Regions from separate parts of the Homo sapiens genome. Here region 1 is linked to region 2. Evidence: read pairs that join two places in POLR2A ChIA-PET (ENCODE). Cell type or tissue: K562. All regions are shown on one strand. Links, peaks and the distances in the headings refer to the core of each region. The heading gives the core; the rest is flanking DNA. Region 1 overlaps TXNIP (thioredoxin interacting protein). Region 2 holds the start of RNVU1-6 (RNA, variant U1 small nuclear 6).

Region 1 (5,362 bases), core at 107-5,106, 63 kb before region 2:
TTTTTTGTATTTTTAGTAGAGATGGGGTTTCACCATGTTGGCCAGGCTGGTCTCGAACTCCTGACCTCAGGTGATCCGCCCACCTCGGCTCCCAAAGTGCTGGGATTACAGGCGTGAGCCACCGTGCCCGGCCTATTTTTTCTTAATAGTATAGGAAGACTAATCTTTGGACTTTTTCTGGGTTCTAGACTTACCTATTGTGCCAGGACCTGCAGCCCTGGATCTTTAGCTCTCTGAAAAGGAGTGTTTCAGCTTATGAAATGGAGGTCGATGTGAGGTCACAACAGAGAAAGGACAAAAAAACTTCCCATCCCCCATCCCCAAACTATTGAGGCCAGGATGCCTGGGGGCAGGGACTTGTGATCATTGGAAGGTCAGTAAAATATTTTCCTTATTCACCTTATGCATTTTATCACCTAGAGGTAGCCCAAGAAAATAATTCTAAGAGGGATCTGTAGTCTGTTGAAAGAATTGGGCCAAGGTTGCGTGTGCCTGTAGTCCCAGCTACATGGGAGGTTGAGTAGGGGGAATCCCTTGAGGCTATGAGTTCAAGGTCAGAGTTTGCTATGATTGTGCCTGTGAATAGCCACTCCACTCCAACCTGGGCAACATAGTGAGACCCTCTCTCAAAAAGAGAAAAAAGAATTGTGCAAAGGTCACTCCTTGACTCCACTTCATGCCCTTCAGCTCTTGTGTGATTGTTTTTTGCTGAACATGTGCTTTGTCAGATCCTCCCCTCCACATTTTTCCTTCCCAGTGCCTCAACCCAAGTTAGATCCTTGTGTTTCCAGTCTGTTCAGAGGTATCAATCAAGGCAGCCAATGACTCTGGTTGTTGAAGTACCTGTTTTTTGTTTTGTTTTGTTTTGAGAAGGAGTCTCTCTCTGTCTCCCAGGCTGGAGTACAGTGGCGTGATCTTGGCTCACTGCAATGTCTGCCTCCCAGGTTCAAGTGATTCTCCTGCCTCAGCCTCCCAAGTAGCTGGGACTACAGGTGCCTGCCACGCCTGGCTAATTTTTTATATTTTTAGTAGAGGCGGGGTTTCACCATGTTGGCCAGGCTGGTCTCAAACTCCTGACCTCAAATGATCCACCCACCTTGGCCTCCCAAAATGCTGAGATTACAGGCATGAGCCACAGCACCCGGCCCCTTTTTCTTGTTAATTTTATTTTCTTGCCCTTTTCTCTCTTTAGGTAGTTTTCTTTTTTAGTTCTCTCAGATCTCCCTATACCAGATTAAACCTACTGAATAAATGATACTCAGAACCACATCTCCTCTAATCATTGTACATGTAGGTCATAGCTACTTAAAAATTAAAAGGCACGTGAGAAGAGGATAGGCAAAGAAGACCCAGAATATTCCCCCACTTAAGTGGGGAAATAGCTAAGCCACTCCCCAAGGAAGTGTACTGAAGCAAGCCTGTACGCGGAAAATGTCCTCGGGTGAGGTAGAAGTTGTATACACAAGGCAAAAAGAAGTAGAGTGGAGTTTTTGTGCTGTAAGAGAAGGATAGGTTTCCTCTGGGGGAACAGCTCTAGCTGCTTACTCCCTTAGATTTTGATGTGGTATTCAATATGGCAGTCACTAGTCACTAGTCACTAGTCACATATGTGACAGTCACTAGTCACAGAAAGCTAAAGTTTAATTGAATTGAACAAAATTGGGCCGGGCACAGTAATCCCAGCACTTTGGGAGGCTGAGATGGGCAGATCACCTGAGGTCGGGAGTTCAAGACCAGCCTGACCAACATGGAGAAACCCCATCTCTACTAAAAATACAAAATTAGCCAGGTGTGGTAACGCATGCCTGTAATCCCAGCTACTTGGGAGGCTGAGGCAGGAGAATCGCTGAACCCAGGAGGTGGAGGTTGCAGTGAGCCGAGATCACGCCATTGCACTCCAGCCTGGGCAACAAGAGAGAAACTCCATCTCAAAAAATAATAATAATAATAAATAAATAATTAAACAAAATTAAAAATTCAGTTACAGGCTGGGCACAGTGGCTCACACCTGTAATCCTAGCACTTTGGGAGGCTGAGGTGGGAGGATCGCTTGAGCCCAGGAGTTTTGAGACCAGCCTGGGCAACATGGCAAAACTTCATCTCTATGAAAAATACAAAAATTAGTCGGGCTTGGTGCCATGCACCTGTAGTTCCAGCTACTAGGGGGCTGAGATGGGAAATCACTTGACCCTGAGAGGTGGAGGCTGCAGTGAGCAGAGATCATGCCACTGCACTCCAGCCTGGGAGACAGAGCAAGACCCTGTTTAAAAAAAAAAAAAAAATGTGTGCACAGCACTTTGGGAGGCTGAAGTGGGCAGATTGCTTGAGCCTAGGAGTTCAAGACCAGCCTGGGCAACATGGTGAAACCCTGTCTCTACAAAAAATAGAAAAAATTAGCTGGGCATGGTGGCATGTGCCTGTAGTTCTAGCTACTTGGGAGGCTGAGGTGGGAGAATCACCTGAGCTTGGGAGGTCAAAACTGCAGTGAGCCAAGATTGTGCCACTGCACTCCAGCCTGGGAGACAGAATGAGACCCTATCTAAAAAAAAAAAAAAAAAGATAAGAAAAAAAATCAGTTTATCAGTCATAGTAGCCACATTTCAGGGCTAGTGGCTACTGTATTGAAAATTTCCATCATCATAGAAAGTTCTATTTGGACAGCTGGATAAAGGATATTAAGGGTATCCGGAGGAGATGCCCATGTTCTGGCCCTTCCAGGATCAGATCTCTTTTTTTTTTTGGAGACAGTCTTGCTCTGTCGCCCAGGCTGGAGTGCAGTGGTGCAGTCTGGGCTCACTGCAACCTCCACCTCCTGGGTTCAAGTGATTCTCCTTCCTCAGCCTCCCGAGTAGCTGCAATTACAGGCGTAAGCCACCGCGCCTGGCCCTAGGATCAGATCTCTAAGAGGCCTTGGGTATAAAGTTATCTATCCTTTCGAAGCCATCCCTCTTCTCATATTGGGTACTGGTAGCCCAACTGTGCACACAACCAGGCTCATGTACTCCATGGTCTCTCCATTCCTTTGTCCTGCTCTCTGGCCTGCTCTTATCATTGCTTCACCCCTCTAGGCCCTGGAAAACAAGCTACAGAAAAAACTTTTCCATCAACTTTGACCTAATTTCCTGGTCACAGATTTGAAGGAGAGGAGCCACTAAATTCTTGCACAGGTGAGAAAGGGGCGGAGAGTTCAGGTGAAAGTCACCCTGGCAATAGGGAGAAATAGAGACTGACACTTTGGTAATGAAAGAGAGACAAAGAGAGGGAGGAGAGTGCTATGGAAAATGAAAGATAAACGAAAAATGAGGATTGAAATGGAAAAGGATCTTTTAAATCTCACTTTCTGTTAAATTCACATTGATTTTAGTTTGCTTATTATTTATTTATTTTTGAGACAAAATCTGTCCCCCAGGCTGGAGTGCAAGTGGTGCAATCATAGCTCACTGTAACCTAGAACTTCTGGGCTTGAATGATCCTCTTGCCTCAGCCTTGTGAGTAGCTAGAGCTACAACACCCCACACTGATTTCATGTAGAATTTCCAGGAGCCTGTTATTTGGAATTAGTTTGTGGAAGTCCTCAGAAAAATCAATTCCCAAATAAGGACCAGGACCAGATCTGTGCAAATATTTAAATTGGCCATCCCAGGGTTTCTCCACCTGTCGGTTCTTTAGGAATGAAAATCACTGCTGGGCGCCATGGCTCACACCTGTAATCCCAGCACTTTAGGAGGCTGAGGCGGGTGAATCACGGGAAGTCAGGAGTTCGAGACCAGCCTGGCCAACATGGTGAAACCCCGTCTCTACTAAAAATACAAAAATTAGCTGAGTGTGGTGGCTCATGCCTGTAATCCCAACTACTCAAGAGTCTGAGGTAGCAGAATCGCTTGAACCTGGGAGGCGGACATTGTATTAAGCCAAGATTGGGCCACTGCACTCTAGCCTGGGAGACAGAGCAAGACTCTATCTCAAAAAAAAGAAAGAAAGAAAGAAAGAAAGAAAATCACACCAATTAAACATGGGATTGTGGTATTACTCTACTACTATTACCCTACAAGGAATAGGAACCATCAAATCATCTAAGGGATGAGGGTGAAGTTGAATAGTTAGCAAACATTTACTGAGTTATGTGCTTGGTTAGGAACTGTGAAAATAAAAAATGGTTAGCTGCCTCCAAAGAATTTAATACTCATAACTCTATAACCTCTTAAGTCCTGAAGTTATCCTTGTTAGTATATAAATCAAGTTTACATTGGGAAGAAACCCTATGATAAAACCATATTGTAAAAAGGGGATCTTCAGCTGAGTGTGGTGTCTCACGCCTGTATTCCCAACTCTTTGGGAGGCCAGGGCCAGCAGATCACTTGAGCCCAGAAGTTTGAGGCCAACCTGGACAACATGGCAAAACCCGAACTCTACAAATAATCAAAAAATTAGCTGAGCGTAGAAAAAACAAACACATACACACACACACACGCACACACAATTAACTGAACGTAGTTGTGTATGCCTGTAGCCCAGCTATGTGGGAGGCGGAGATGGGAAGATCACTTGAGCCCAGGAAATCAAGGCTGCAGTGAGCTAAGATCATACTACACTCCAGCCTGGGTGAGTGAGACTGTCTCAAAAAAAGGAACCGCCACTCTTTTCTTTCAAATGCCCTCATAAACATCATCTCCCTGTATTTCAAGAACCCATGAACTCCAAAACTGAAGGAATTTAGTAATGATTACCTATGGATTTGGAAAACTAGTTTAGACAACCGGAAAATCCCAGTATAGTTGTTCAGTGAATCTGAAACATGCCTCAAACGGTTTCCCTCTTCACCTTCTAGCCCCCACTCTGCCGACATTCCTTAGGGTCCATAGGGAGTGTTTTCTCCACAAGGTTTTCATTAGTGTGGATTGTTAAGTAGAGGAAAACTCCTTTAGACACACCTTCTTTCCAAAAACTTTTCCAAAGCCATCTCACAGACATTTTTTTTTCCATTAAAAAAACTTTATTTTCATTTTTTACAAAGAATATCCCCATCTGGGGTAAAAATATATCTGGTTAAGTACAAAATATAGTCTTTACCATACAAAAAGATACATAATACAAAAACATGAAACCAACCATCTTCAGCCCACACTTTCTGGCTGTAATAACTCTCAGAAAAGGGTGGAGCTCAGTGCTCTGACACAGGACAGTGAACAAAGTGCTATGGCTGAGAGTGACTGACCAAGTGCTGGCAGCTGCAGTGAGGGGCCAATATCCCTATCTCCTAACACAGGGCAGGAAGGGGGTTCAAAGGGCTTTTATGAAGACCTGCCCTCTAGTTTCTCATGGCAGTATTTGGAGGTTCTGATCACAGGGTTGGGCATCTTGA
Region 2 (5,392 bases), core at 267-5,266:
CCAGAGCCGGTTTAGAATCCAGCAAAGGCCCCTGCCCGGTGGATCCCACCTCTGGAGACCCGAGGATAGTGCGGTGGGGGGCACCGCGGGTTCTTGTCCTTCCCACGCTCACGTCCACCGGCCCAGGCCCAAAGGAACTGGCTGTGGGTACAAGATGTGAAGATAGTTACAAATACCAGCTAGTGCCAGTGCCAGTTGCAGAAATCAGGACTTGTAATAGTTATGAGTATTTCTTCATTATTTTGAGATGAATACATTTGGGTGTATATTAACCAAAACTTTTCTTGAGAATTCTCCTCTTCCATCACCCTAGCTAGCACATTCATTAATAATTAACTTTTAGAAATCTCAATATTTAGGTTACAGGAAAGCAAATATGGAATGTGATCTATCTAGCTAAAAAAGGAGTGAACATCATTCAAAGACAAAGACTTTATCCTGTTGGGGAAAGGGTTGGCATATTTTCACTGAATGAGAAAAAGTATGATTTTCATATTGTCTTTATTTGAACCTTAAGTATGATTTTACAAGGAGGAAAAAGGAGGAGGAAGAAGCAAAAGAAGAGGAAGAGGAGGAAAAAAAGAAGAGGAGGAAGATGTACATTGATGCCACTTTGAGAAGAAGTGGACTGTGGTGGATTTGTAATGTATCAGTTTTGCCAAGCTGAATGCACATTTCCCAGATTTGCCATCTTTAGATAGCTCTAGGTTAGCCTGGGCAACAGGAGACACTTGGAAGATAGAATTCGAGTGGCTGTTACACTCTTTTGTATACTGGGAAGGGCGTTGTTACAGCTCAGGCATGATCTTCAGCTTCCCTGACCCTTGGACTGGTGGGTGTTTTGCTTCTTGATCTAACATTAAGGTTAGAAGTTGCAGGATTCCAGCAGGGTTTTGTCACATCCAATCTGGTTTAAGTTCTCATATTATTAGGAAAGCTTTAGGGTGCTTCAGGAAAACGCTTTTTAAAAAATCAAATTTGGAAAATATCAAATGGAATTATAGGCAATAAGCATAACCCAGTGGAACCATGAATCAAACCCTCTAGAGCAGGGTTGTCTAAATTTTGGCTTCCTTGGGCCACACTGGAAAAAAAAAAAAGACACTTGTCTTGGGCCAAACATAATATACACTAATCGCAATTGAACTGTACCTGTAAAGCTTGTAAACAAAATGTGTCTGTAAAGTCTGTAAACAGGCCAGGTGCGGTGGCTCAGGCCTGTAATCCCAACATTTTGGGAGGCCGCGAGGCAGGCGGAAAACTTGAGGTCAGGAGTTCAAGACCAGGGTGGCCAACATGGTGAAACCCTGTCACTCTTTTTTTTTTTTTTTTTTTTTGAGACGGAGTCTCACTCTGTCGCCCAGGCTGGAGTGCAGTGGTGCGATCTCAGCTCACTGCAACCTCTGCCTCCCGGGTTCAAGCGATTCTCTTGCCTCAGCCTCCTGAGTAGCTGGGACTACAGGCACGTGCCACCACACCCGGCTAATTTTTTTTTTTTGTATTTTTATTAGAGATGGGGTTTCACTGTGTTAGCCAGGATGGTCTTGACCTCCTGACCTCATGATCCACCCGCTTCCGCCTCCCAAAGTGCTGGGATTACAGGCGCGAGCCAGTGCGCCCGGCCCGGTGAAACCATGTCTCTACTAAAAATTCAAAAAATTAGCCGGACCTAATTTTTTGGTTGCCTGAGCCTGTAATGCCAGTTACTCGGGAGGCTGAGTATTCTCTGGTTGAGGAAGGAGAATAGCTTGAACGCAGGAGGCAAAGGTTGCAGTAAGGCGAGATCGCGCCATACACTCCAGCGGACTGTTTGCTGTTAATCCCATAGGGAAAAGAAAAGCTTAGTTTTATTTCTATAGAACAACAACAAAAAAAGATAAGAGATTAGTAGAGACGGGTTCACTATATTTGCCCACACACGCCTGAGGTCGAGCGATATTAACATAAACATAACCTATCGACGTACCTCATAGATTGCTGGGATTACAAACGTGAGAACCACGATGTCCCAAATTTTTAGTTTCAGTGAAGTTACAGATGGGAACAAAGACCTGATTCTCAGCTTACGCTGACGCCCAGTATGCGTTTCTGCAGCAAACAAAACCTATTTTTAAAACGACAAAAATACAGGGGAAAGCGCGAATGCAGTCTACCACTGCCACAAATTATACAGTCAAGTTTCCCACATTTGGGGAAACTGCAGGGGTCAGCAGATCCGGAGTGCAATGGATAAGACTCGCTCTGGAAAAACCACCTTCGTGACCAGGGTATCTCTCCTGCCAGGTAAGTATGAGTTATTGCACCTCCGCCCCGCCGGCAGCCTCACACGCTTCACCCTTTACACGCACGGTCACTTGCCCCGCGCACACCCCCCTCCCCCCCAGCCCTCCTAGCCCTGACACACAGCTGGGACTCTCAGGTCCGACCAGCGGTCCTGAACCCGCTCCCACGGCACGGGAACTCCTTCGTGGCGAAGCAGCATGTGGCGAAGCAGCAGCCCCTGCGCTGGCTCATCTACATAGAAGTCGCCCTATCCGTGATGTCACCGACAGCGCCTTTCCCAGTCCCCGTCTGCCTTTCTGCCGCTCAGCCGACCAACCCGCTGCCGGAGCCGGCAAGGGGAAGTGACGTCTGCCTCTCCCTTTTTTCTCTCCTGCTTCCCTCATCTGTTCTCTTCCAAAGAAGCTGGTCCTTAGCCTGTATTGCGGAGCAAGCTTTCGGCGACCAGCTGGACCCTGGGCACCCTTCTTCGAACAATGGCTTTTAATTCTCAGACTAGAACGTTTAGGATTACAAAAGAAACTGGTTCTTTTCACATTCTTATTCTTGTGATGTAGCATTCCGCATATATATATATATATATATATATATATATATATATATGTATCCAACTATCCTAAAAGACACTACCCTTCATCATTCCATGCCATTAGACATGTATAGGACCATGCATGGTGATCTCCTCCAGACAAAAGTAAATGCTGGTGCAGAACAGGTAAGTGTACTATAATTTGAGTACATCAGCTTTTGGGCATTTTAAACCATGGGTCAGACAAGTTAGAGCAAGAGGGCAGGTTGATAGCAAGAGGGAGTGTTTTTCTTTTAATTTTCTTTTTTTTTGTTTTGAGACGGAGTCTCGCGCTCTTCGCTCAGGCTGGAGTGCAGTGGGGCTATCTCGGCTCACTGCAAGCTCCGCCTCCCGGGTTCACGCCATTCTCCTGCCTCAGCCTCCCCAGTAGCTGGGATTACAGGCACCTGCCACCACGTCCGGCTAATTTTTTGTATTTTTAGTAGAGATGGGGTTTCACTCTGTTAGCCAGGATGGTCTCGATCTCCTGACCTTGTGATCCGCCCACCTCGGCCTCCCAAAGTGCTGGGATTACAGGCGTGAGCCACCGCGCCCGGCTTCTTTTAATTTTCAAATAGCAAAGTGATGTTTGCCACTGTCATTTCAGAATGAGGTGACAATTTGTTGTTGTTTGGTTTTGTGGGGTTTTTTGTTTGTTTGTTTGTTTCTGAGACAAGGTCTCACTGTCGCCCAGGTTGGAGTACAGTGGCATGATCAGGGTTTACTTCTGCCTTGACCTCACGAATTCAAGCAAACCTCCTTACTAATCCTCCCAAGTAGCTGGGACTACAGGTGCATGACACCACACCCTGGGGTGTGAACTGGGATTTGATGTTTTCAGTTGGCTCCCTGATGGAATAGGTTCCCTTACTATTCTGGAATACAGATTGTCTTCATGATTATGATTCATAATCATAATGATTATGACAGCAGTCCCTGCTGTCAGGCAGGGACGTTTAAGTCTGCAGAAGCTGTCTGCTGCCTTTTATTCAGATATGCCCTGCCCCCAGAGGTGGAATCTAGAGGCAGTAGGCCTTGCTGAGCTGCAGTGGGCTCTACCCAGTTCGAGCTTCCCTACCACTTTATTTACACTGTGACCATAGAACCACATACTCAAGCCTCAGCAGTGGCAGAACCCCCTCCCCCTGCCATGCTCCAGTGTCACAGGTTGATCTCAGACTGCTGTGCTAGCAGCAGGCAAGGCTCCATGGGCATGGGACCTGCCGAGCCAGGCACAAGAGGGAATCTCCTGGTCTGTCGGTTGCAAAGACAGTGGAAAAAAGCACAGTATTTGGGCAGGGGTGTACTGCTTCTCGAGGTACAGTCACTCACAGCTTCCCTTGGCTAGGAAAAAGAAATCCCCCAACCCCTTGCACTTCCCGGGTGAGGCGACACCCCACCCTGCTTTGGCTCATCCTCCGTGGGCTGCATCCACTGTCCAACGAGTCCCAGTGAGATGAACCAGGTACCTCAGTTGGAAATGCAGAAATCACCTGTCTTCTGCGTCTATCTCACTTGAAGCTGTAGACCGGAGCTGTTCCTATTCAGCCATCTTGGAAGCAACCCTCTTTTTCTTTTTGTATTTTGGTAGAGACAGGGTTTCACCATATTGCCCAGGCTGGTTTCAAACTCCTGAGGTCAAGCCATTCTATAAAACAAACTTACATTTGTTTTATCTGAGTTCCTTCCTCAGGAAAGGACTCTCAGGCCTCTCAAAAAGCATCAGAGACCCGAAACTCAGCCAATCACAGCATCCAGACAATGAGATGCCAGTCCCCTCACTCATCACGAGTGCTTCCTCACCCCTCTCTAGTTCCTCTTTTCCCACACACAGTTAACTTTTCTTCTGCGCTATATAAACCCCTAACTTTAGTCAATCAGGGAGACAGATTTGAGACTCATCTCCTGTCTACTCAGCTGCAGCACCTGATTAAAGCCTTCTTCCTCAGCAATACTCAATGTCTCAATGATTGTCTTTCTGTGTGCTGAGAACACTGAAGCCCTGGGGTTTTGGTAAAAATACATGTACACTTTTAAAAACCGCAATTAATGGGTTGTGGTATATTGAGAAATTGGAGTGGCATCAACTTGGCCAATTCTGAGGAAACACACTGTGCTTAAGTGTGAGGGCCCTGCCTCCTGACCTCGACAGTTTATGGTTGATTTTGAGGCACAGCAGGGGAGTATGGCCTGGTTTGAGTGTTTTATAGAAATGTAAAACATGGCTGATTACTTTTTATTTTAAATCCAACAAATCTCCATTTCTGGTGAGAAAATCTTGCCAAAACCAACCAAACAAATGCGTAGAAGTATATGAAGAAGAAAATGAAAGATTCCCTGCCTCCCAATCCCACTTGCTTGGTGTCAGCCATTATTTATCACATGGAGGAAGGGGGCAAGACACACAGGAAGTCCCAAGTCCTGTTCTCACAATCATCTGGCCTCCCTGGGCAAAGGGAAAAGAGGGAAGGCAAAAAGAATATAACACTACTGTTTGCGGAAATTTCCCCTTGGTACAGGAAACTCTGGTAAACTGAGAGAGTA

Evidence for each region. ChIA-PET counts read pairs that join two places held together with the same protein. Peaks named below come from ENCODE experiments on the same cell type or tissue, not always from the same donor. Only the 100,000 strongest peaks of a DNase experiment are listed, where the experiment ranks them.
Region 1: POLR2A ChIA-PET joins it to region 2 with 13 read pairs; 14 of 35 experiments call an interaction of 5 or more read pairs at or near these places.

Annotation. Positions count from the first base shown.
Region 1 is chr1:145,987,465-145,992,826 of GRCh38, forward strand. TXNIP (thioredoxin interacting protein) reads right to left here. Exons shown (of 8, transcript NM_006472.6): 8 at 4,971-5,362. Among named protein-coding and RNA genes, the nearest start is that of TXNIP, 6.4 kb to the right of the region's middle. RefSeq lists an enhancer at 5,244-5,323. In K562, for the core only: no CTCF peak of the experiment used is centred there; a DNase peak (open chromatin) is centred at 3,000.
Region 2 is chr1:146,049,954-146,055,345 of GRCh38, forward strand. It overlaps RNVU1-6 (RNA, variant U1 small nuclear 6), which reads right to left and starts at 2,291; the gene lies at 2,128-2,291. LINC01719 (long intergenic non-protein coding RNA 1719) reads left to right here and starts at 2,643. Exons shown (of 3, transcript NR_125968.1): 1 at 2,643-2,995. RefSeq lists enhancers at 1,501-2,229, 2,230-2,961 and a silencer at 2,141-2,380. In K562, for the core only: no CTCF peak of the experiment used is centred there; a DNase peak (open chromatin) is centred at 2,248; H3K4me3 peaks cover 919 bases.